2 separate regions of the Mus musculus genome follow, and region 2 is linked to region 1. Evidence: chromatin loops called from intact Hi-C (ENCODE). Cell type or tissue: left cerebral cortex. All regions are shown on one strand. Each heading gives the region's core, and the rest is flanking DNA. Links, peaks and the distances in the headings are about the cores only.

Region 1 (12,347 bases), core at 2,194-10,193:
CTTTCTTTCTTTCTTTCTTTCTTTCTTTCTTTCTTCCTTCCTTCCTTCCTTCCTTCCTTCCTTCCTTCCTTCCTTCCTTCCTTCCTTCCTTTCTTTCTTTCTTTCTTTCTTTCTTTCTTTCTTTCTTTCTTTCTTTCTTTCTTTCTTTCTTTCTTTCTTTCCTTCTTTTTACAGGTTAGAAGCCTCACACAATTCTGACTGACAACCCTAAACCCACCAGTGGGGCTCTGCTTTACCCAGATGTTGCATTGATTGAATGTACTGGGAGACTCTCACATCCCCAAGAGCGAGGGATTAAGGAACCTACAGTTATGATGGTGTTAAGACGGAACTCTGGTCTGACACGAAGGATGGAGACACAAACTCAGTTTTCCATCATTTCAGTCTATGTGGTCCAGACAGACAGAACATCCAATGAATGATGTTCCCAGGCACCATGGTGATGACCTCGAGCTGTCACCTCAGTTGGGCCTCAAGTCAGATCAGCACCTCTATTTTAAAGTGGTGCCCACAAACTGAGTGCAACTTGTATCATCTCCAAATAACCCACTCCCTTCCTTGCCGTGCCACTAACATTGGCAAGGCAATTTCACGTGTGTCGCCACTGAAGTCCCAGGTGGGCGTTAGAAGTGGTATGGTTCCCATTTTACAGATGGGACACGGAAATCTGCATGAGCTTCACCCAAGGTCGAGAGCTGGCTTCCAAACCAGGCTGCGGGAGCTCCGTACACAGTGCCACAGCACCTCTCAGAGGTGGCAGGGCGGAGGTACAGCGAAGCTCTGACACAGCTCATCAACATTCTTGACAAATGAAACAACAGAAAAACAGAGCAAGGGGCAAGCTGTTCCTGCCATGGAGGAGCAAACAAAAGCAATTTGAGGAAATTGGATTTTAATTAAAAAACAAAAACAAAAACAAAAAACAAAAAACAAAAATCATTTGTACAGCGATTTCCAAATAACACAGTAAAATTTATTTCCTACCTAAACCATCCCACGGGGTCCATACGCAGGCCCTCATTCACTAGGGCCCATGATAGACTTTAATCCTCACTTTGGCTGAAGTTTTTACTTTAGGGTTAAGGCAGAAGAACCATTCCTGCAGGAACTAAAATGGCTTTGTTAAAGGTGGTCAGCTCCCAGGACCCGGTGGCGTTCGGAACGCTGGGAGAGAGCTTTAAATATGTATTTATGAAGATGCACGTCCCTAAGCTCAGGCTCCTCCTTGCCTCTTATCTCCCTCACGTCCTGGGTCAGAGCCAGCCCTAGGCAAAGCTGACAAATAGTTTATTTTCAGCACTTCCCCATCCTAATCTGCACTCCCCCCACTTCCCTATAACCACCCCAGGTGTTTCTTTCTCCCTGCGTCCCTTCAGCCAAACTCCATTTTCTGGCCTTCCCAATCAAAACTTGCCCTCCAGAAAGGAGATGATCAAATTTTTCACACTCAAACCGATGGAGCACAACTTGAACTGCACATTAAAGACACCTTTCATTTAAACCACACACACACACACACACACACACACACACACACACACACACACACACACACACACACGTGCGCGCGTGCGCGTGCACGCCTGGCCCGGACCCCACCCCCATCCTTGACCAGCTGCCCGAGTCTCTGACAGTGGGTATAGGTATGGAGAGAACACTACCAACAAAGCGGTACTCCCTGTGTTTCCAAGCTGCAGCCAGGGCTGAAAGTCATAATATATCCATTCATGGAAAGGCTCATTATGTTACCCTTTCTGGAAATACCTTTTTTTTTTTTTAATACCATAATGAAGCCTTAACAGTGGGGTTTTCAGACAAGTTGTGAGTTTGATGCAGCATAACAGAAGCTGTCGAGCAAGGAATGACCCCTGTGTTGAAATTGCTCCCTGGGGAGGGAGATTCCTTTTGCAGGGCTGGGAGGTATTAAGCCAAGTAGCTTTCTGCTTTCAGATCTGCTATATAGCTGAGAGTGACTTTGAACTCCTGATCCTCCTGCCTCTGAGATCATCACCATCATCATCAGAACCTGAATTTGACTTTATTTTATCCCTCTGTGGCTGGCTTCCCCCACACACGAAGTTTTGTCTGGTGTTTCTGTTGCCAGCACTCATTCCTCCAGTTGTTCTAGTTTGATTTTCCTGTGGTCAGACTGTTTTCCTCGAGATCTGACTCAAGATAGCTGTCTAGGACTCTCAGCCTTCCACTAAGGGATTAAGGGGCCCTGGTGGCGGTTCCCAGTTTACCCCGCACTAGAGTTAAGGAGAAGCTGGTCCTACCTCTCAGGATGGACCTCACGGTAGTAGTTCAGTAAATGGATTCAAACCTGAGGCTGAGGCTGCTGTGTTATGTGACTCATCTTGTGCTGGTGATATCTGTCAGTACTTTTATAATAACATCACTCTTTATATAGGGGCAACTACTGGGCAGAAAAAAAATAGACAAATATCTGTGGCACGAGTATATTAGAAATAATAAAATTCATTCATTTATTTACTTACCTATTTTTATTTTATTTTGAGATAGGGTGACAGTGTGTATTTCTGGCTATCCTTGAACTCACTCTGTAGACCAGGTTGGCCTTGAACTCAGAGAGATCTGCCTGCCTCTGCCTCCTGTGTGCTGGGATTAAAGACATGCCCCACCACATCTGGCTTCAGAGAAAATTTAAAAGGAAGAAGAAAAAACAGCACCCTTGCAAGAATGACCCATTCCTACTAAATAGATATTAAACTTCTTTTTTCAGCTATCAACCCAACCAAGCCCCTATATAAATCAGGTTTTTACTGATTTCATTAGGTTTGGTTGCTTCTGGGTAGGCTATACGATATATATATACATACATACCAACAACATCACTGTTTGTTGAGCATTTTCTATACATCTAGCATCTACTGTTACCTTTTATTATAATTTCTTTCATGTGAGGAGCACACTAACCCGCTTATTCATATAGTGACCATGAGCTTTCTGCTAGAGAAAGGGAAGTGTCTGGTTTTGGTAGACACATGGGTTCGGAATGAGATGGTTTAAGTTTGAATGTCTGTCCTGTGCATATTGATCATGTGTCTTTAGACAAGTGCTATTCTTTCCAAGCTTCAGAGTTGCTGCTTCTGTAAAAGGTGGATAAAATACAGTCATAATTCATCAGAACACTGACCACAAACTTGGTGGGTCTTCCTCAGGAGTCAGAAAGGTTTGAGTACTCTGTGCTAGATGTGTGCAGGGTTCTGAGTACTTCCTGCCATTATCTCATTAAGAAAACCCATTCATTTATTTATTAATCTGGTTAGCAACTCACATAGTCAGTAGATCACTTCATAAAGTCGTGCTAGGCTGTGAGAGCCCACAGGAAAGCGGAAGGGCAGGCAGTAAGCAAATAATGAGTCTGGAGGTGGTGATAACTGAAGGGGTGAGTGGTATGCGACTGTGTGTGTGAGTGTGCATGTGTGTGAGTATATGTGCATGTGAGTATATGTGTGAGTGTGAGAGTGTGTGTGAGTGTGTAAGGATGTGTATGTGTATGTATGTGTGTGAGTGTATGTATATGAGTGTGTGTATATATGTGTGAGTGTGTATGTGTGTGTAAGTGTGTATGTGTGTGAGAATGTGTGTGCTATGTATGTGTGTGTTATATGTGTGAGCGTGTTGTGTGTGTTGTGTGTATGTATGTGTATATGTGTATGTATATGTGTATATGGGTGTGAGTGTATATGTGTTATGTGTATGTGAGTGTGCTGTGTGTGTGAGAGAGTGAGAGTATGTTGTATGCAGAGGGAGAGGTTGTGAATTTGGAGGAGTCAATGGCTACAGTTAGCAGGCAAAGATGACACTAAGACACCTTCAAGGAAGATGCAGTAAGAGTGTAAGGCAGGGGAGAAAGAATCCTTTGGGCAAAGGAAAAGCCACCTGTCTGGTCTGGTTCCTGGGATGAAGGCCATCATTGTCTGTTCCCTGGCAGTCTAAGGAGTCTGGATTTAATCCTTGGGCTCAGATTTAGCTCCACCTATCACAGGTCTCAGAAATCCTCATTAAGATTTGATGACTTTTCTACGCAGTTCTCATGAATCAATCGGCCACAGCTCAGGCAAGTGGCAGTTTATAAGAGTACTCAGGGGGCTGGCGAGATGGCTCAGTGGGTAAGAGCACCCGACTGTTCTTCCGAAGGTCCAGAGTTCAAATCCCAGCAACCACATGGTGGCTCACAACCATCTGTAACAAGATCTAACGCCCTCTTCTGGAGTGTCTGAAGACAGCTACAGTGTACTTACATATAATAAATAAATAAATCTTTAAAAAAAAAAAAAAATAAGAGTACTCAGCCGCTCATGACAAGAGCCTGAAAGTCTAAAGGCTGGAAGGATATGGACTGATAGCTGGTTTCCAGCAGATAGTCTGACATGATTTCCCTGTCAATTTTTTATTAGCCTTTAAATACCAAATACACAATTCCCTAAACACCCACACACACACCCCGCGCGTGTGCGCACGCCAAAGAGCCTTTGGAAATGTTAACAGACAGCAGTACTGTAAACATTCACTTATCACATTAGAGTATATTCTAAACACAAAAAGGACCCATTACTCTTTTTTTTTTTTAATCACAGAAAGTTTTGCTCACACAAAGCAAACCCATAGCCCTTTGTCTCACCCAGGTCCCCACTCCAAAGCTTCAATGTCTCCTGGGAAGTGTTTTAGCCCTGAAGTCCAGAACCTTACAACGAAACAAGTCAAATATAACAAAGACTGTCTTTGCTCTGAACCAGGGATCACAGCATTCTCTCTGTTTCAATAGTTTCCAAACGCTTCGCAGTGAATGTGTTCTACTTTAAGAATTTCCCAATTAAAGACCTCAGAATGCAGACAAAACTCTGTCACTCCGGCTTTTCCTTTCCTCCTCTCATTTCTAAGGCCAGTTTGTTTTATTCAGGATTGAAGAAAGGACAGCAAGGACAGTTCGAGGGACAAGAAGCACGTTCCATCCCTACCGTAGAGTGCACCCCTCACTCTGATCCCTCTGTTTATATCTTAGTTTTGGACTTCTTGATTCCGAGATGATGGTTTCATCATGTGGGCCTTTTATGAAGAGTATTGCCCCAGTTGATGAAAACAATAGGCGCACAATGGCTGCACAGTGATCTAGTCTCCAGAAAAAGCGTCCATGGAGATCTACAGGGGGAACAAAGGCTAGGGGACCGTTCAGTAACATGTCTCAAATGTGCTTCCAACAAATTACACAGAGGCATCGGCGACAATATTTCAGCCACCTGTAAACAGAATGAATGGTTAAGGCTCCATTTGATAATTGTATTAGAAAATCTTACAAACTGCTTCTTTTCTGGTTTAGGGAAAAAAAATTAAATCACAGGGGGGAAAAAAACGTCACTTCCTGGTCACACTCGTACACAGCAAGAAACATTTTAATTGTAAATGTGCCTTTCAAGACCTTTAAATTTCAAAAAGATGAGGAGGCCGGATCCTGTGTGCTTACTAATCTGTAAATAGAGCACAGGCCAAGAATCAATTCTGAAATGCGGCATCAATTGCACAGGCTTCCACTTAGTTTTAGTGGAATAAAAGCCCTACTAGATACACAAATAACATCAAACTTACTGGATTAAAGAGCGGCCCCTCATACTCTAAATCATGATTGTCAATCATCACCCTGGATTAAGGGATATATTTTAAAAACCTAAAAGCAAGCGCTTCCTTTTAACTTCTGCCTACTGCGCATTTTGGATTACCGCCCAGAAATAGTATTACTTGAAACAAGACTGCCTCCCTCCTACCATCCATGAGAAGTGCATTGTTCCGCAGCTGCGGCGGCCCATCAGCCAGGCACGCGGCTTAGCATGCGAGCAGAGCCCTTAGGATGCTGTCTGTGTTTAGAACGCGGCTTCCCATTTACTAAACAGAGCTGATTTCCAGTTTCGTCAGTGTTTGCCTCAGCATTGCTATCCCCCTACCAGAAAGAAGCAAATTAATCAGAGAACTACGACGGCCACAACTTACTCACATTGTAAAGTGGGGGCATCCTTTAACACCCCCCCACCCCCCACCCACCCCCCGCGGTGGCCAATGAAGCTAGTCTAGCTTTATTTAAATGAAGAATTGTCTCGTTTCAGATTTGTTCGTTAGCGTTATCCACTTGGGCCTCTGTCTTTCAGTACTGGAAACAGTCTTAGAAAAGTCACAGGCTATAAATAACTCTTAGACCATGTAACTATCCAAGGACCTTAGAAAGTTTATATATATATTCAAACCACAGGCTCTTAAAAAAAATTAAAACAGGTCCAGTAACTTGTAGGTTGCTTGGATTTCCAGGTGAGAGAAGTTAGTTTTTGCAAATCAAATCTCTTAATGATCTACCAGACTGGTAACAAGTTTCTTCAGTTAGAGGTGGGGGAAGATGCCAAGGCTGGGGTGTTTGAGGATTTGCTAGTCTGTGCCATTTGGTGTTATTTTTAGCAAGTAAATGTATTAACATTTGTAAACATTGGGGGGCATACTTAGTAATGCAGCTACTTACAATTGTGGGGGAGGGGGTGGAGAGAAAATATCTACTGGTTCTTTAAATAGAAAAAAAATGCATTCCAGAACTAATCTCATGAAGAAATAACCTTTTAATAAGATTACTGCAAAAAGTGTTAATCTATGAAAAGTTCAGCACTCTTTTAATTGCAAACAAAACACTGAGTTTCAACCCAACAGGTTGCTTCATTGAATTCATTCATCCACGCCTGGCAAAGACATTCCAAATTTGAACTTAATTAATATTCCTTCTCTCGGTTTCCATAGTTTCTTTTTAAACACGAGTAGCAGCAAAAACTGGCAGTAACTTTACCCATATTCTCAATAATAACCCCCTCTGGCTATCAATATGGATGAAAAGGGAAAATTTTTCCATATACGGAGAGCCTCCATTTTCATGTCTTTTGTTTAAAAGCTATGCTGGTGAGATATTTTCCTCTTTCTGACTTAACTCTTTCCTGGATTGCGGTTGTCTCAGGGCTTAGGTGGAGAAGGAATGTTCCAGTGTACATTGCCAGTCCTGGATCCAAACAATAGCCTCCCACTCCCTTCCCACAAACCAAATAAAGGGCAGGGATATTCTCTGCTGAGCCTGTATCCTGGGAGGGTCTCAGCATCACTTGCAAGTCAGGCAGCACAGAAGGGTTCTTTGTTTGTTTTAACAATGAATGTACATTTCCTCGGCCACTGTGAAAAAGGAATGAATTGGTAGGGAACATTTATATGAGCAAATGACATTAGGCCCACTAAAGTGGCTGGTTTAGGCAGGCACGGTAATTCAGTACACTCAATGTATTTCCCCTGTGGATAAGGACTCCTCATACAGAGTGGATAGAGCCACAGTCTCAGATCTAGTCTTGAGTCATTTCTCCCTGCCTTCTTTCCTCTTGGGTCTATCAACGACCTTGCTGAGCTGAACACCTTCCACAAGCCACAGTGTCTCCAGCAGAACACTGAAGGGTTATAGCATCATAAAGATCTCTGTGCTCACCCCATTTCAGTCCAGAATTCTGTCCATGTCTTTCAGCCATCAAGTTATTGCTCTGATTTTATTATTATTATTATTATAAATAATAATAAATAATTTAAAACTTTATTGTAGCCTGGAGATAGCGGCAATCACCTTTCATCCCAGCAGAGGCAGGTAGATTTCTGAGTTCAAGGCCAGCCTAGTCTACAGAGTGAGTTCTAGGCCAGCCAGGGCTACATAGAGAAACTTTGTCTCACAAACAAGTAAACAAACAAAAGACCAAAACAACAACCCAAAAACCTTTACTGTAAAGATCTTTCCTGAGCGGGAGCTGTAGAGCTTTCTTAGACACCTTTGTTTTTTATTCTTTTAAGTTAGTATATGAAACAGTAGATTTCATTGTGACATCTTCATGCATGTGTGCTAGTTTACCCTGTTGTTCTTAGTTCTCGTCTAGCTTCTCCATCGGCGTATTTCATACTGCTATTAGGAAGTCATATGCTCTGATTTAATGCATCCATTTTAGTTTCAGTAAGGGTTATAAGCTTGGATCTGGCAGGAGATTAATTTCCTCTGTTTGCACAGTCAGGAATGGAGCACCCATCCCTCTGATTCTCGTGGCTCTTGTTTCTGCTGTTATTTGCATCCATTCCATCCTGGCCCACTGGAAAGTCTACCAGGTCAATGACCTCTCTGGTTACTTCTCACCGGTTTTTCGGACATCCATGACTGTAATAAGTGAGCACTCAGGACAATCTGTCATGACCACGGTTGACCTTGTCCAATGCAACTTTTTAACTAGAATCTCAACAAACTTAAGACACTTGTGGTGTAAGCACTGCCTCTGTTCGATTATGTGTTCCTGTTTTGGCTTTAGAAATACAAGTTCAAGGGATAGCTTATAGAGAATGTCAACCTGATGTCTACAGAATACTGCATCAAGTGTAGGTTCTTTTGAGAGTGGGCCCAGGGCAGCTGTGCAGGTCTAATCCACACAAAACCTAGCGTGCCATGCTGAACCCTGGTTTTTAAACTGAAGCTCTACCTCACTAACTCTCCTTTCTCCCTATGGTCAGATCTAAGATTTTTCTGTTTCTTATCATCTTTTAATGTATTACAGAGTTTATTTTCTAATCCCATTGCTTGGCTTTCAGTGGCTGGCACGAAAACTCCACCATGCAATGTGGCCTACAGTGCTTGATACTTACTGGGGGCTCACTGTTTTTGATGAATGAGAAGATAAAGCTCTTCTGAAAAGCACGGCAGAGACTGGGAGACTTGCCACTCTCATATTTGTGTTGTTGCTGCTTACTGGCTTAGATAACTGGGCACACGTATAGATGGGCCCATATCATCTTCACTACTCAACAATGAACCTGAGGCAGGCCTTGCAATCTAGCAGCCTATTACTACAAACTGTGCAGCAGGCTCTGGGGCTGGCCTAGCCCAGCATTCAAGCAACATTAGCATCAGCTAGCTCTTGAATTTTTACCTATGTGTTTGGAATTACAAAGCAACACACTACCTAAGTTTAACATGTTGGTGTAGGTGTTTCCAGTCTTTACTTGGGCAGTGAAAGGACGTATTAGTGATGTTCTTTGCTGCACAATTAAGCATGAAAGGCAAAGATTATTTGAGATCAAGTAAATTGAAGCTATGCTAATAAAAACCTACAGCCTGATTATAAGCAGGGGTTTTAATCTGAGGGTTAGATTGAAATTTTTTTCATTCTTGCATTCTTTCCTTATGGAGAAAATAACCCTGAAGGAGGCTCTAATAGTTCATCTACTGATCCTGGGAATGTGAAGTCATCCAAAACTGCAAATCCAGATATTGTAATCAGAGCAGCTGGTTTTGGTTTACTTGTTAAGAAATGTACTGTGGGTATTTAATAGTATAGATGCCAACAGGGAACTGCCCTGTTTGACCCAGGCTCTATCTTCCTTTACTTGGGTGAAATTCCATTGGTGTTCTCCACGCCTCAATTAATTTATAAAATAGCAGCAATATCTGCTGAAGAGTTCATGTACAGATTAAAGCAGCATATACCACAGGAGTATTCTATGACTGTTATGTTAGCTGTTATCATTAGGAGTTCCATATTCTCAAAAAAAAAAAAACCTGAGGGAAATCTGGAAATGGAAAATTTAGGAACTTGAATAGGAACCTCAGAGGCTACAATAACAGAATATAAGAATGGAAGAGAGACTCTCAGACACTGAAAACAAGGTAGAAGAACATTTTCAGTGAAAGAAAATGTTAAATCTAAAAAACTTTAGGCAAAGAACATCCAGGAACTCTTGGATACCATGAAAGACCAAATCTAGAAATAGTAAGAACAGATAAAGGAGGAAAATACAACAAAATAAAACAAAAAAATCAGGTCAAAGGCACAAAAATATTTTTAACAAAATTATAGAACAAAAATTCCTAACCTAAAGAAGGACGTGCCTTCAAGGTATAAGAATCATACGGATTACAAAATAGACTGGACAAGGAAAGAAATTCTCCTGGTACATAATAATTAAAATACTAAACATACCGAACAAATAAGGAATATTAAAAGCATCAAAGGGAAAATATCATGTAATATATAAAAGTAGATCTATTAGATAACACCTGGCTTCTCAATGGAGACTCTAAAAGACAAAAGGGCCTGGAAAGATGTTCTACAAACTCTAAAAAATACAAATGCCAGCTCAGACTACTATACCCAACAAAACTTTCCATCACAATATATAGAGGGGGGAAAAAGACATTCTATGATCTTAATTTAAGAGTTTCTATCTACAAATCCAGTCCTACAGAAGTCAAGAGAAAGAAAACTTCAACCTTAAGAGGTTAACCATACCAAAAAACTCCACAAGAAAGAAATATTCCCAGACCAGCAAATCAAGAGAGGGAAAAAGAAAACCACACAACAAAGTAACAGGAACCATCAAACACTACTCATTGATGACTCTAAACATCAATGGCCTTAATTCCCCAATGAAAAGACACAGACTAACAGAATGGATGCAAAAACAGGATCCATCTTTCTGCTGCATTCAAAAAAACACACCTTAACATCAAAGATAGTATCACCTCAGGGTAAATTTTGGGTGAAAAATATTTTGCAAGCAAATAGACCTAAGAAGCAAGCTGGTATAGCTATTTTAATATTTGACAAAACAGTCTTCAAAACTGATCACAAGAAATAGGGAAAGATACTACATACTCATCAAAGGATAGCATCATCAAAAGGATATTAAGTCTTGACATTTCTACACCACACACAGCGGCATCTTCAGTTCATAAAGAAGACACTGAAGTAGGAGACTTCAATGCCCCACTCTCACCAACAGGCAGGTAATCCAGACAAACAACTAAACAGAAATGTTGGAACTGACTGAAGTTTTAGAAAGCAAATGCACTGGACAATATTTACAGAACATTTCACTCAATCACAAAATAATACATTTTTTTTCCAGTAACTCATGGAACCTTCTCCAAAGTTGATCACAGTCTCAACACACAGCCAGCCTGAACAGGTACAAGAAAGTTGAAATAACACCCTGCATCCTATCTGCACACCACAGAATAACAGTAAAAACAACCAAAAGCTTGCAAACCCAAAAAGCTGAACAAATCACAATTGAATGAAAAGTGGGTTGAGACAGAAATTAAGGCAGAAATAAATGACTTTCTAGAGTTGCACGAAAACAAAAAGGCAAAGTGCCCAGTGAGAACCATGAAGGCTGTTTCAAAAGGCACGTTCATATCACTAAGTGACTACATAAAAAAAAACTGGAGAGAGAGCTCATACTAATGACTTAATAGCACATCTGAAAGCTCTAGAAGAAAAAGAAGAAACCATACCCCAAGAGAGTAGATGACAAAAAATAATCAAACAGGGCAAAGTAAATAGAAATGACGATAACAACAAAACAATCCCCCCCAAAAAATCAATGAAACAAAGAAATGGTTCTTTGGGAAAAAATCAATACAATTGACAGCCTCAGCCAAATTAACCAAAAGACAGGGAGGAAAGCTCCACCTAACCTTAGAGATGAAAGGGAACATAACAACAGACACCAAGGAAAGCCAGAGAATCTTAAGAATATACTTTGAAATCCTGTACTCTACCAAATTGGAAAATCTGAAAGAAATGGATAATTTTTCTTGTTATTTACCACCTACCAAAATCAAATCAAGACCAACCAACTTAAACAGACCTATAGCCCCTAGTGAAATAGAAGCAGTAATTAAAAATCTACCAAAGAAATACTCCTCAAACTAGTCCACTAAATAGAAACAGAAAGAACATTGCTCAATTTATTTTATGATGCCACAGTTACCCTGATACCCAAAATCACATAAGGACCCAAGAAAAAGAGAATTAAAGACCAATCTTCCTTATGAACATAGATGCAAAAATTCTCAAGAAAATATTAGCAAACCAACAAGAGCACATTAAAAAGATCATCCAACATGATCAAATAGACTTCGTTCCAGAGATCCAGGGATGATTCAACATTTGTAAATCCACAAATCAGCAATCCACCATATAAATAAACTGAAAAACAAAAACCACACGATCATCTCCTTAGATGCAGAAAAGGCTTATGACAAAATCCAACACCCTTTCATGATAAAAGTTCTGGAGAGATTAGAGATACAAGGGACACACCTCAACATAATAAAGGTGATATACATTGAGCCCACAGCCAATATCACCTAAACGGAAATTCAATCCATTTCCTCTAAAATCAGGAGGAAGACAATGTTGTGTACTCTATGTATACCTATTCAGTATGGAACTTAATGTTGTAGCAATAAGACAGCTGAGGAGATCAAGGGGATACAAACT
Region 2 (12,347 bases), core at 2,432-10,431, 1.2 Mb before region 1:
ACAACAGGGCTGACTCACATGGGAACTCACAGGGACTGGCAGCACCACATATTCAAGTCAGATGGGGTCCCAGCACTGCTAGGGGAAGGAGACACCCACTCTTACCCCTTACCAAGAAGCTACCTGCAGTAGAAACTCCTCGGCAAAGGAAAAGCTTGCTGCAGTGGCATCTCCCTGAGTATCTGAACCACCCTTCAGGGCAGGCTCTCTGCCTGGGAGGAGCTGCCCAGCATGAAATAACCCAGGTGTAGTGTGCAGAACTTTGCTTTGAGTTCGTTTGAATGTGTCTTGGTTTAGTTAATGAGTTTGTTTGTTGTTTGTTTGTTGGTTTTAGAGGCCATGAGTTGGGTGGGTGTTGAAATGGGGAGGAGTTGGGGGAGGGGAGACCATAATCTTGTATGTTGTATGAAAAAAGCTTTAACATTTTTTTCTTGGTTTTAATTTTAGTACATTGAATATTGATAGAAATAATAAAGTCTTTTAGATCTAAAGGAACTCCTTTCTTTTGAGACCAAAAAATAGAGAGCTCCTGTTTTTGCACACTGTTTCTTTTCAGGAGTTTTAATGACATCTGGCAACTATCCACACTTTTAAAAATATGCATCTTGTTCTATATTTTTATAATTTTCAATTGTTCTTTGATAACATTTGTATAAAATTTGTTTTTAATAAATTCATTTTAGACTGTAGATTTTCCTGTGGATTACTTTCTTGCAAATTTTGACATGTAGAAATTTGTTGTCTTTGAGAATATTAAAACAATACTTCAAGCCTGTAGAAAATGAGAGGCAACACAGCTTTCTGTCATCGTTAGAGTTATTAACATGCTTGCCTGGCTTAAGTGGACTCCCCTGGCCCCATCTCCCTTTTCAGATGCTGCCATGGCCACTACCTGACAGTGAAATTGAACATCACGTCCATGCTGTCACGTAACCAGATAGCTGTGCACCTCCTCTTAGCAATGTGTTTGGTATGCTCTCAAAAGGTGTGTAAGTTAGTTTGCCATTTGCTTTATTTGGCAGTGGATAAACACCTAGGGATGGAACTTGCTGTTTGTAAAGAGTTTGTATGCTCATTTCTGTTAGGTACCATTAGATCATCTGTGTAGTGGCTATTTTATGTTCCACAGAAAGTAACAGGCAGCCCCTTGTTTTTTTGTACCGTCACGGTCTGTATTTGGCTTACTTTGTTGTTAAGCAGTTGTCTGTATATATACATATACATGTATATAGTTGGGCACATTTTGCTGTGTGCCTATGAAACACTACAGCCAAGATAAAGAGCAAACCCATTAACCACAAGGATCTCTACGTCCCCTTACTTCCTTGTTCAGCAGCTCTTGATATGCTTTCTGTCACTTGAGGTTAGTTTGAACTCTCTCAATTTTGTGTAAATGGAAACATACAGTAGGTACTTTTGTCTGACTTCTTTGACCCAGTAGTAAACAATAGTTCTTTATATTTCTGTGTATACTGTAAATTATCATTGGCTTATCCACTCTGGGGATGAACACTGGAATTTGCTTTCTGTTGCTGTGATAAACACCATGACCAAAAACAACTTGTGGCAGTGGAAAGTCTCCACACCCTACCACAGCCCCTGTGTGTATTTGGCTACATATCCTAACCACAGCCCGTCAGTGAGGGAGCTCAGGGTGTGAATTCTAACAGGAGCAGAGGCAGGAGCCATGGATGAACACTCTGTACAGACTTGGTCAGGCTTTTACTTTGCACTAGGACCACCTGCCCAGAGGAGGCACTGGCCACGGTGGACTGGGCCCCCTTATCTGTTAGTAGTTGAGAAAGCTTGTCATGGACTTGCTCACTGGACAATCTGATGAACTTGTTTCTTTAATTGAGCTTCTCTCCTCCCTTGCTGGGTTCTTACAGAGAGAGCTAGAACACTTATATATAAGACTTGTGAATGATTGTGTACAACCCCAGCACTAGGGTCTAATGAAGTGCTCAGAGTTGCTCTTCAGGGCAGTGCATTTCAGTTATGTTCTAGTGCCTTTGAGGTGCCTTTGTAAACTCAGGGTAAGAGATAAGAATCTTTACCTTGCTGGGGCCATGGGATGGGGACAGGGTTGGGTGAGTAGGATTCTGAGTCAGGAGAGGAGGTAGTAACGTTACTCATGCTCTCTGGACTGGCTTCCAGATTCTAAATGTTTTATTGAAAGAATTGAAGTACATGCAAGCAGCAAAGGAGCAAGGCAAGGACCTAGGGCGGGCATGCTTGCTGTCAGAGAGCAGTGTATGGGCCCACTGCTGCTTTTGCAGGTTCAGAAGTAGATTGGTAGGGGAAGAATGTTGGTAGTGTTCTGTTTTTGTTGATAGGCTTAGGTTCCTCAAGTCTTGGCTCACTGTCTGCATCTTCCATGGTGCATCTGCTTTTAATCATATACATGCCCCATTATGCATAGGCATAATATAGTAAATAGGCTTTCTGTTAAAGTTCATTTTGCCTTATTGTGCGTGCACCCAAAACCAGTTTGCATTGGTTCACTACCTCTAATTTCAGAATATTTCAGGCATTGTTAGACCACAAAAGGAGAGTTGAGAGTTTCTACAGAGATATAGCTTGGAGTGGCCTGATCGCTTTGTTTGGAGAGAGGCTCAGATGCAGCGGTTGACCTTAAATCAGCGGTTGACCTAAGTGGGTGCACGTGGAATAGGATCTAGAACGAGTGAGACCAAGTATAATTAGGTGGCTTAGACCATTGGTTCTCAACCTGTGGGCCGCAACCCCTCAAACCTTTCCACGAGGTTTGCATGTCAGATATCCTACATATCAGATATTTACATTATGATTCATAACAGCAAAAATGTGGTTGTAAAGTAGCAGTGAAACTAATTTTAAGGTTGGGGGTCCCCACAACCTGAGAAACATTATTAAAGGGTCACAGCATCGGGAAGGTTGAGATCCACCGCCTTAGACTCTTTAAATGCCAGGGGACGGTACCCAACGTCCTTGCTCCCTAGAACCCATTCTCCAGTGCGGTGAGTTTTCAGGCTTGATTGGGTATGGCTTGTGTGGTAGAACACCAGATGTCACAGCCACATGTGGTGGCTTGATCAGCTTCACATGATCACCTCCAGCTCTGGAGTGACTGCTCCAGAATTGTGAAAACTCAGAGCAGTGGGCTCAGCAACCTCCTGTTGTTTTTGTTTTTCGTTTTTGTTGTTGTTTTGTTTTGTTTTGAAAAGCAAAAAACAAACATGTTCTTTATTGTATATTTGAATATATACGTTTTAGATACTCGGGACTTCATACTGCACGTTTAGAAATCCACCAGAGCTAAGAACTCAAGTCATTATGGAGAGTGTGAGTTAGGACTGCAGAGGAAACGGCTGCTTTTTCTACAGCTGCACAAAAGCACCTTTCAAGTTACGTACATGTTTTTCACTTTTAAAGATTAAACATGTAGCACCCGACTCTCGTCTCTCTAAATGGTCCTTTCTATGGAGAACTCGAACCCGAATCATGGTATGTTAGCCACACAGAAGCAAATCAAACTGCCTTTCCCCGCTTTCCTCCTCACTCCATGCCCACCTTCCTAGAGGATCTAGCCAACAGTGAGTGGCCGGTATCACACCTTGGAACGGGCTTACTACACCCCAGCACAAGAGGGCAGGAGAGTCCCAGAAACTGCACTAGTAGCCCTGGAACCTTGAGTTGGGACAGATGAGGCACAGCCAATCCCTCAGAGGGCCAGATGGCTGCCTCAGTACATAATCAGACACTCAGAGCAGCAAGGACAGGCCTCTGTACTAAAAACGCCTGCTACACAAGCTCTCGTGGTCTACAGATCTCCAGCTTTGCTGCTGAAAGCCAACTGTATTTTTAAATGCTTACTCCCCAAATGCCAGGCCCTCCCAGGCTAAGTTTGTTGCATTTTTGTTGTGCTGTGGTCTCCCTCTCTGCCAGGGGTGGGGGTAGGGGTGCCCAGGTGCTGCCAGCACACCACTAGGAGGAGGGACAGCAAAGTCCAGAATGGAGAGTCTACACAACCCATCTTTCCCACTGGGGCATCAGATGCAGGACCAGAATGGGAAACAGTAGGGTCTGGGACAAATGCTGTGCTCACCAGTCTCTCTGGGTACCTGGGTGCAGCCAGGGTACCTCTGGGAGAAGGAGTCAGGAGCACTCGGGGCATTTGGGTGCCAGGCAGAAAGGGTGATGTGGAGCCCAAGGTAGAACAGGATCTACTCTGATTGGGAGTGAAGGATAAGTACAGGAGAGAGAGCCTTTTCTGGGAGTTTTAGGCTATCCTTGCTTGTTTACATTGCTTTAGTTGGTGGTGAGTGTAAATACATACACTTTATTTGGGGTGGACCAGGGATTATAGACCTCTTGTGGGGAAGGAATACCCAGGAAGTCTCTGGGTGAATGCTTGGGGTGCTGAAATGCCTCATTAGCGTGGGGGAGCATTCCAGGTGTTATGCTCTGTGACTGGGTGCCCCATGGTCCTCTCTGTTGGGTGATTATATGATCCAGAGCAGGTACAGAGACAGATAGGAAGTGGCCTGACTCCTGTCGTTCTCAAGTCTCGGAGATTCCCATGGTCTAAGCTCACTCGGCCTTACCACTTCTTAGGCCTGTCTGGTAGCTTGGGCCCACGTGCCTTACACATGCTAGTTCTAAGTATGCCTTCCACTGTTTGCTCGAAGGTAGGGCTGCTGCGGCTTCTAAAGCTTCCCCCAGAGCTGCAGCACTAAGCTGTGTCAGCCGAATGCATAGGAGGGATGTGGCCTGGGAGCACCTTCCCTGGTGTCTTCCATCTACTTGATCCTGGGGGACAGCTGTCAACAGCATGTGTGGGGTGCATACACCCAACAGCTCCCAGCCCCAGGAAGATACCCCAGGGGTCGGTGGGGTCCTGTTGGTAAACTTCCTCACCTAACCCTGCCAGCCCAGAGGTAGGAGAGTGTTTCCTGCTTTGTGGTATAGCAGACAGAATAATGACCCCAGAATAATGACTGGTAGGTTATTCTGGATTCTCTGGGAGCGAGCAATGAAATCACAAGAATGCTTTAAATGTAGCAAGCAGGGGTTGGGGGGGGGTGGTCAAAGACAGTTAAAAAATAAGAGCAGAACGTTCCAATGTGAGGGCTTTGAAGAAAGTAGGGCCACTAGAGATGCACCAGCCATCCTGTGGCCATGAAGGACAGGGCCAAAATCTGTAGGAAGAATAAGCTTTGCAGCCATTGAAAATGTCCCATCTTAGGAATGTCTCACTTCCAGACTTTAGGGTATGCAAACAAAAGATTCAAAAATCAAACAAAATACCATTGATTTTTTTGTTTAAACCACCACAATGATTTCCAGCTCCGTTCAATCCTGTGTGCACACTAAAAAGACCTTCCAATCTATCTCACAGTCCACACAGCCTTCCATCCAGTGTTATTTTTTGTTCACCCATCAGACTTTCCTAATTCTGTGAGCACCTTTTAAGGGCAGTCTTACTCGTTTTGATAACCCCCAAAGTCCACTACTGTGCTGAGACATAAGAGCATGCTAGTAACCTAGTAATGTTTTGTTAATGAGTGAGTATGGCGATGTGGGGAGAGTGAGGAGAAGGGGACAGTGAGGTCATCGGGGAGGCTGGAGCAATTGAGAATTCAGGGAGCCAGCCTCTGATGAGAGAAATGGTGGATGAGGCCAGCAGAGAAGAGAAGCTGGAGAAAGCTGGCAGCTCCTGGCAATGAGGTGAGTTTAGGCATCTGCTAATTTATGCCTTGGGCAGGCCATGTGAGTTCCTCTGTCTCTGCAGCAATGAGCAGCAGGAGAGTGCTCTGTGTAGAAAGTGCTCATCCTGTGCCTGCCTGGAAAACAGCAAGTGCTTAGTGTGGGGTAACAGTTTTCCTGGCACGAATGCGCGTGCACACGCACGAACACACACACCCACACCCACAGACACACACACAACCCTACGAAGGGCAGGAAGTGTGGAGGTTGTGGATAAGAGGGAGAAAATTCCCAGAAGGGGAGTCCAGTTGGATGGAATGAGCCAGAGTCATCTAAGGATATTCAATAGCCCTTTCCACACCTGGAAAGAATTTATTTAAAGTGAGACTGGAGAGGCAGCCTGCCTTTAGTCAGGGCTTGTGCCAACTGCTTAGACTACTTTGATTATAGTTTTCAATGTGCCCCAGGAGGCTTGGGATAGGAAAAAAGACTCAGGTTCATTCATTTTTAATATGAAGAATTGCACACTATTCTGGGGCACAGTAGAAGTCTCAAGAGGGTTGTGCCTAGTACATTTCTACAATTAATGAAGCCCAACAGCTCGAGAGCAAGAGTTGTGATGGGGGGCCATTAGCCACAAGATAGCAAAGGATGCTGCAGAGCCAGGAAGGTGACACAGTAGAGGGGAGGCCACTCTTAAATACTGACACCAGAGTCCATTTACAGGGGTCCTGGGGACGTAACAAAACCCTTTACTGAGGTCCTCAGGGGGACAAGTGTTTGCCTCAGTCTTGACTTCCCTTTTGTGGGGTGGACAGATTATGGCGCTCATTTCTAAGGATGAGAAAACTAAGGATTGATACTAACATACCAGCCAGGAGGATGTAGAATGCCCCTACACTGGGGCATAGAGCCTTCACAGGACAAAGGGCCTCTACTCCCATTGATGACCGACTAGGCCATCCTCTGTTGCATATGTAGCTGAAGCCATGAGTCCCACCATGTGTACTCTTTGGTTGGTGGTTTAGTCTCTTTGGTTGGGAGCTCTGGGGTTGCTGGTTAGTTCATATTGTTGTTCCTTCTATGGGGCTGTAAACCCCTTCAACTCCTTGGGTCCTTTCTCTAGCTCCTTCATTGGGGACCCTGTGCTCAGTCCAATAGATGGCTTTGAGCATCTCCTTCTGTATTTGTCAGGCACTGGCAGGTTCTTAAATGTTTTAACATTCCTTCTAGCCCACCACCCACCAGAGGTAGTGGAAAAGAAAGATTATTAGGATATGCTGGGAAGTGGATCTGTTCAGAAATTGTTCTTTAGACCAAATCTTATCTGCATTGTCAGAAAATCAACAGTTCAGTTCACAGGTCAGCAGTGGCAGCTCCGTCCACTTGCAAACACCTCACACATGTTACCAGCACTCCAGTTTGTAGTGTGGGGATAGGAGCAGTGGTGGCATGACCTAGCAGAGACAGCCAGGCCTCAGCTGATTTGGCATAAGTCAGCAGGAGGGACCAGGACCACCAGGGACGCAAGGAGAAGTTCTGTGCCTAGCCTTGCTCAACGAGCTGGAGATCAGTGCAGACCAAGTGTTGTAAGCTAGCTCTACAATCTAGCCCCTCTCACAGACTCTTGAGTTGTATTTATATGCCCTTTAAACATCACATGTCCTATATGGGTCTTGCCTCAGCACTTCAGTCTGTTTTAGCAAAACTTTACTTGAGTTTGTATCAGCTGATATCACTCTGTCAATCAGCCCAAGTCTGGAAGCAGCAAGAAGCCACCAGCACACCTCCAGAGGTTTTGTTTTTGTTTTTTTGGTGTGTTTCTCTTTATGGAGTCACCACAAATGGAGCTCAACTGCACAATGTAAGGTGGGCCAATGTATGCATGTTGTTAGCGGAGAATCCTTCATCATGTGGCCTTTCATGTGCTTTAGCCAAACATCCTTTCACCCATGTCTGCTTCAAGAAAACACTCCTTCACGTGTTTGCCCCAGCAAAAACCATTTGACAGAACGGACTCTCCAAAGAACCCTTCAAGTTGCCACATCAGATCGCTTTCATTGACCAAATACTAGCCATGGTCGTGAGTGTTCATTGAATGACTGCTGTGTTCCAACTGCTGTGCTGGCTACATCCATCTTATTTTACTGTCAGCACTAATGAAGTGGGTTCCCTTTCTAGCCCATTGTACAAATGAAAAGCCACAGGCTTAAGAGTGATCCATGACTTCCCCCAAGATCACTACACAGCCAGTCAAGGTTCAGTTGAGCAGCAGGGCACTAGGACCTTCATCCCCTGGTAGGAATGGTATTATTGTCACCAGGTTCTGGCTCTATCAAGTTAACCCCTCAGGCTCCTTCAATTGCAGCCCAGGGTTGAGTGTCTAGATTGACCAAGCAGATCCGAGATTCAGTCTGCTGTTGGCCTCTTAGGTATAAATGGCAACCCTGCCGAGCCTTACACATGTGGCTACTGTTCCCATCCTACACTAAATTATGCAAAGGACTTTCTAGTATGCTGTGAAAAGATCTCAAGGTTTCACAAAGGCAGCAAAAGCTGGGCTTTCTTCGGTAAGGGGACGTGAGGTTGTAGGAGTGACCCTGGGTTACTCATTGCCCTTTCTACTTTCTCTTTCTGTTATCTCAGGAGACCTCAAAGAGACAGGGCTGCCCTTGCCTCCACCAAGGAGAGATAGGCCAGTGCCTGTTTCAGGGGCTGCTGGCTCGGTCAAAGGTGTTTGCTCAGGAAGAACTGGCTTCTGCTCCATTCTCATGTCTGTTCAGTCCCGGGGCTGGAGCTATTTTTGGAGGCTGACTCTAGAAATTCCTTTCCACCGTTCCCAGGCAGTTCTCACAAGCCTGCAATTGCTCTGAAATCTCCTCCCTTGGCTCTGCGTCTGTGTGTGCATGTGTGCACTCGTTCGTGAAACACGTGTCCCAAAAGCTTGTTTAGTGGTTGGAAGGCTGATTGAAGAGTCTTCGAGTGCTCCCTTCCTTAAATCCACTTCTGATTCTCAGATCCAGCCGTGCTCCCAGCCTGCCCTGTGAGCCCAGCCGGAGGTGGGCAGAACTGAAGAACACCGGGGACCAGCTCTGCAGACCTTTCTTACCCCAGGAGCCAGGGCCACTTGGGAACCCCGAGCCTCGTACATCATGCTCAAAACCATATTTTCACCATTATTTAAATGAGTACTGCTGCCCCAAACACAGTCTAGTTAAAATCCCCTCTGCTTGTGTCGGGCTCTCCGGGTTTCCTGGATGAGCAAACAAACTTTTAGGTTCTAAGAGAGCATAAGGAAGAGGCATCCACTGACTTTCAACTTCTTGGAACGCCAAGGCTCTCCTTAAGAAATGTACCACCAGGAGCCAGGCTACAGAGGCTAAAATGTTGGGAAAGCAAGGGAGTGACAAGAAGGGAGGGACATCAGTGGTTCTGGTGGCCAGTTTTTCTGTCTGCCTGGAAAGAGCTGCTTCCCCGCAGGTTCAGAAGCCACTGACAAGCCTCCAAGGGCACGATCAGCACTGCTCACTGCGGCTGCCATTGCATCGGAGCGCTCTTCCCTCACAATGCTTGTACAAGCCAATCTCAACCCCATTTTGTGTGGCTGGAGACAGACTCACATTCTTACAGAAGTCCCAGGCTTCAGGTACCAGATGGGCTTTCAAACCTCCGGGCGATTTCCCTTCTCCCATTTTGACTGGTAGGGGGGTAGCTAGCATGTCCAACTTGTGGGCTTGTAGGCCAAATGCAGCTGAAGACAGATATGAAATTAGCCCAAGACAAAATAATAAACATACTTAAAACATTATGGGAGGGCTGGGGAGATAACTCAGGAAAGTGTCTGCCATGCAGGCATGAGGGCCTGAGATTTAATCTCACACACTCCTGTAAAAAAATTCTAGGCAACTTAGTTCTTTCCTGTAACTCTAGTGCTGGGGGATGAAGAGGGTCAAACAGAAATATGGAGCCCTGAAACTCCGCTGCTACCTGGCTTTGTTACTTTGCTATTGTTATGCTAATAACCATGTTAGGCTCCCTTGAAGTCTCTTCTGCCAAGGACAAATCCAAAAACTTCTAAATTTAGCCTCAGGCAGATTCTTTTTGTTTGTCTGTTTGTTTTTTGAGACAGGTGTGGGAAGCCACATGTGCCGTTGCTGAGTGGCACTGACTACTGCTGGCCACCACGCATAAGATTGGACAAACAACCAATGTGTACATATGCAGTAAAGTTTTTTGCAAAGACACTGCCTGGCCCAGGCATGATAATGAGGTTCTGTAAGGTACTGAGAGTATAACCAATCAGATGTGAGACATGCAAATGAGGTATGATAATGAGGTTCTGTAAGGTACTGAGAGAGAGTAGCCAATCAGATGAGGAACATGCAAATAAGGCTTAGTGCATAACCAATCCGGGTGTGAGACACGTCCCTCCTAGGCCTATAAAAGCAGCACCAGTTCTGGGCTCGAGGTCTTTTCGCCTCTACAATCAAGCTCTCCCAATAAACGTGTGCAGAAGGATCCTGTTGCAGCGTCGTTCTTCCTGGCCAGTCGAGCGCGCGCAAGAGACAGGGTTTCTCTGTATAGCCCTGGCTGTCCTAGAACTCACTCTGTAGACCAGGCTGGCCTCGAACTCAAAAATCCGCCTGTCGCTGTCCTCGCCGCCTGCAGTCTCCGACCCGCAGAAACAAGAACGACGCGGATACCAAGTCTGGTTCACGCAACAGCTTCTTTTACTCCTTCTTGCAGTTTTTCTTACCACAATCTCTTCCACTTAGGGCAAGGACAACAACATCGACCCTCCCATACTCGCGCAGACCAACCTCATCTCGCTCCACACCACCTCATCCAATCAGAAATCACACATGCTCCAGATACCAGCTCAGGTCAGTCACCGATAGGCTGACAGGTCCGGATCACGAGGAACAGTCCAGCCTGGCAGGCAGCCCACACATGCAGCCTCACTGCAAGGCAGTAAACATGTGGGGTTCACGGGGCCTGGCACTGGGCCAGGGCACTGTCTAGGCCCATGCAGCCGAACCCGCTTCCTACATCTGCCTGCCTCTGCCTTCTGAGTGCTGGGATTAAAGGCATGTGCCACCATACCCGGCTCAGGCAGATTCTAAGGACAAGAGCAAAAAGCAGCTAGTTCTTTGCCAACATATCACAAGAATGGTCTCAATTATAACCGATATTGTTTCCCTCTGAGACGTCCTGAGCTTGTCTCTGTAGTCCACATTGCTTTTAGCACTATTATATAAGCTCCTACTAGGATAGCCCATAAAACTAGCTTACAGCATTCTACTGCTTTCTCTGTCCTAAGTCTTCCACATTTCTCCCCAAAACAGAATGATCGGTCCTCTCAAGGCAACAGCCCACTCCCTGGTACCAACTTCTGTCTTAATTACTTCTCTCTTGTTGTGATAAGACATCATGGCCAAAGAAACTTCATAAACATCATGGTGGAGAAACATGGCAGCAGGCAGGCAGGCAGGGCACTAGAGCAGTAGAGGAGGGCTCACATCTTAATTGACAAGCACAAGGAAGAGAGCGGGGAGGGGAGAGGAAGAGGGGAAGGGGAGAGAGCTCTCCTTTCTCAAAGGCTGCCCCCAGTGGCTCACCTTCAACAAGGCCACACCTCCTAGCAAGCATTTCTTTCCAAACTGCTTTGCAAATAGTTCTACCAACTGGAACCAAGTATTGAAATACAGAAGCACTTGGAGCCATTCTCCACTCTCCAGCCTAGGTGCAGTGATAAGGTTCAGATTCCGCGAGAGGACCTGTTTTGAAAAATAAAGATGGAGGAACTGGAGAGCTGGCTCTGGTTCAGAGCACTGGCTGCTCTTCCAGAGGACAGGGCTTCAATTCCCAGCACCCACATTGGTGGCTCACAACTATCTGTAACTCTGTTCTTTTCTGGCTTTCAAGGACACCAGGCACTCACGAGGTGCAGATACACATTACAGGCAAAACACCCATGCATATAAAATAACAACAGACACACACACACACACACACACACACACACACACGGTGGAGACTAAGAAGGGACAAACATCTGATGTCCACCTCTGGCTCCCACATGCACCCACATGCACATGCACACACTAAAAGTAGCCAGTACACACAACACACAATGAACACATGTAAACAAACATTGGAAAGTTTTGCTTGCAATATAAAATTGAAAACAATTGTGTGTGAGTGCCTGAGTGTATGTGTGCATACCATAGTCCTTGGAGACCAGAAGAAGACACAGATCCCTTGGAATTGGAGCAGCCATTTGATGTGGGTGGTGGGAACCAAACTGGGGTCCTCTGTAAAGCAGAAAGTCCCCTTAATGATTGAAGTGTCTCTCCAGCCCCATGTTTGTTCTGATTTTTTTTCTTATAACCTGATCACACAGTTATCAGGTGTAAATTTCTAGATGACAATGTTGGCTTTTAATATCAAAAGGCTAAAGAAGCCTGAGTCTAAAGCAGTGCCAGATGAGATGAGTGGCCGGGAGAGTATATGCAGTTCCCAGAGCTGTCCAGATGCACACGGTCACCTGCAAAAGCACACGGAGGGACCCCACACACTAGAGAAACAAAAGGAAGTCTTTCCACCACCACCACCACCACCACAATCATGATCAGCATCACCTTTGCCATCCATCCTTT

What was found. A loop is a pair of places that touch in the nucleus more often than their neighbours do. Peaks named below come from ENCODE experiments on the same cell type or tissue, not always from the same donor. Only the 100,000 strongest peaks of a DNase experiment are listed, where the experiment ranks them.
Region 2: it touches region 1 in a loop (8-fold over the local background); 3 of 42 quality-filtered maps call a loop at or near these places.

The regions. Positions count from the first base shown.
Region 1 is chr14:48,985,155-48,997,501 of GRCm38, forward strand. No RefSeq gene overlaps it. Among named protein-coding and RNA genes, the nearest start is that of Gm36024, 6.2 kb to the left of the region's middle. In left cerebral cortex, for the core only: a CTCF peak has its summit at 5,792; a DNase peak (open chromatin) is centred at 5,799; H3K4me3 peaks cover 765 bases.
Region 2 is chr14:47,739,208-47,751,554 of GRCm38, forward strand. No RefSeq gene overlaps it. Among named protein-coding and RNA genes, the nearest start is that of 4930538L07Rik, 12 kb to the right of the region's middle. In left cerebral cortex, for the core only: a CTCF peak has its summit at 3,631 (motif pointing right); DNase peaks (open chromatin) are centred at 5,828 and 8,547.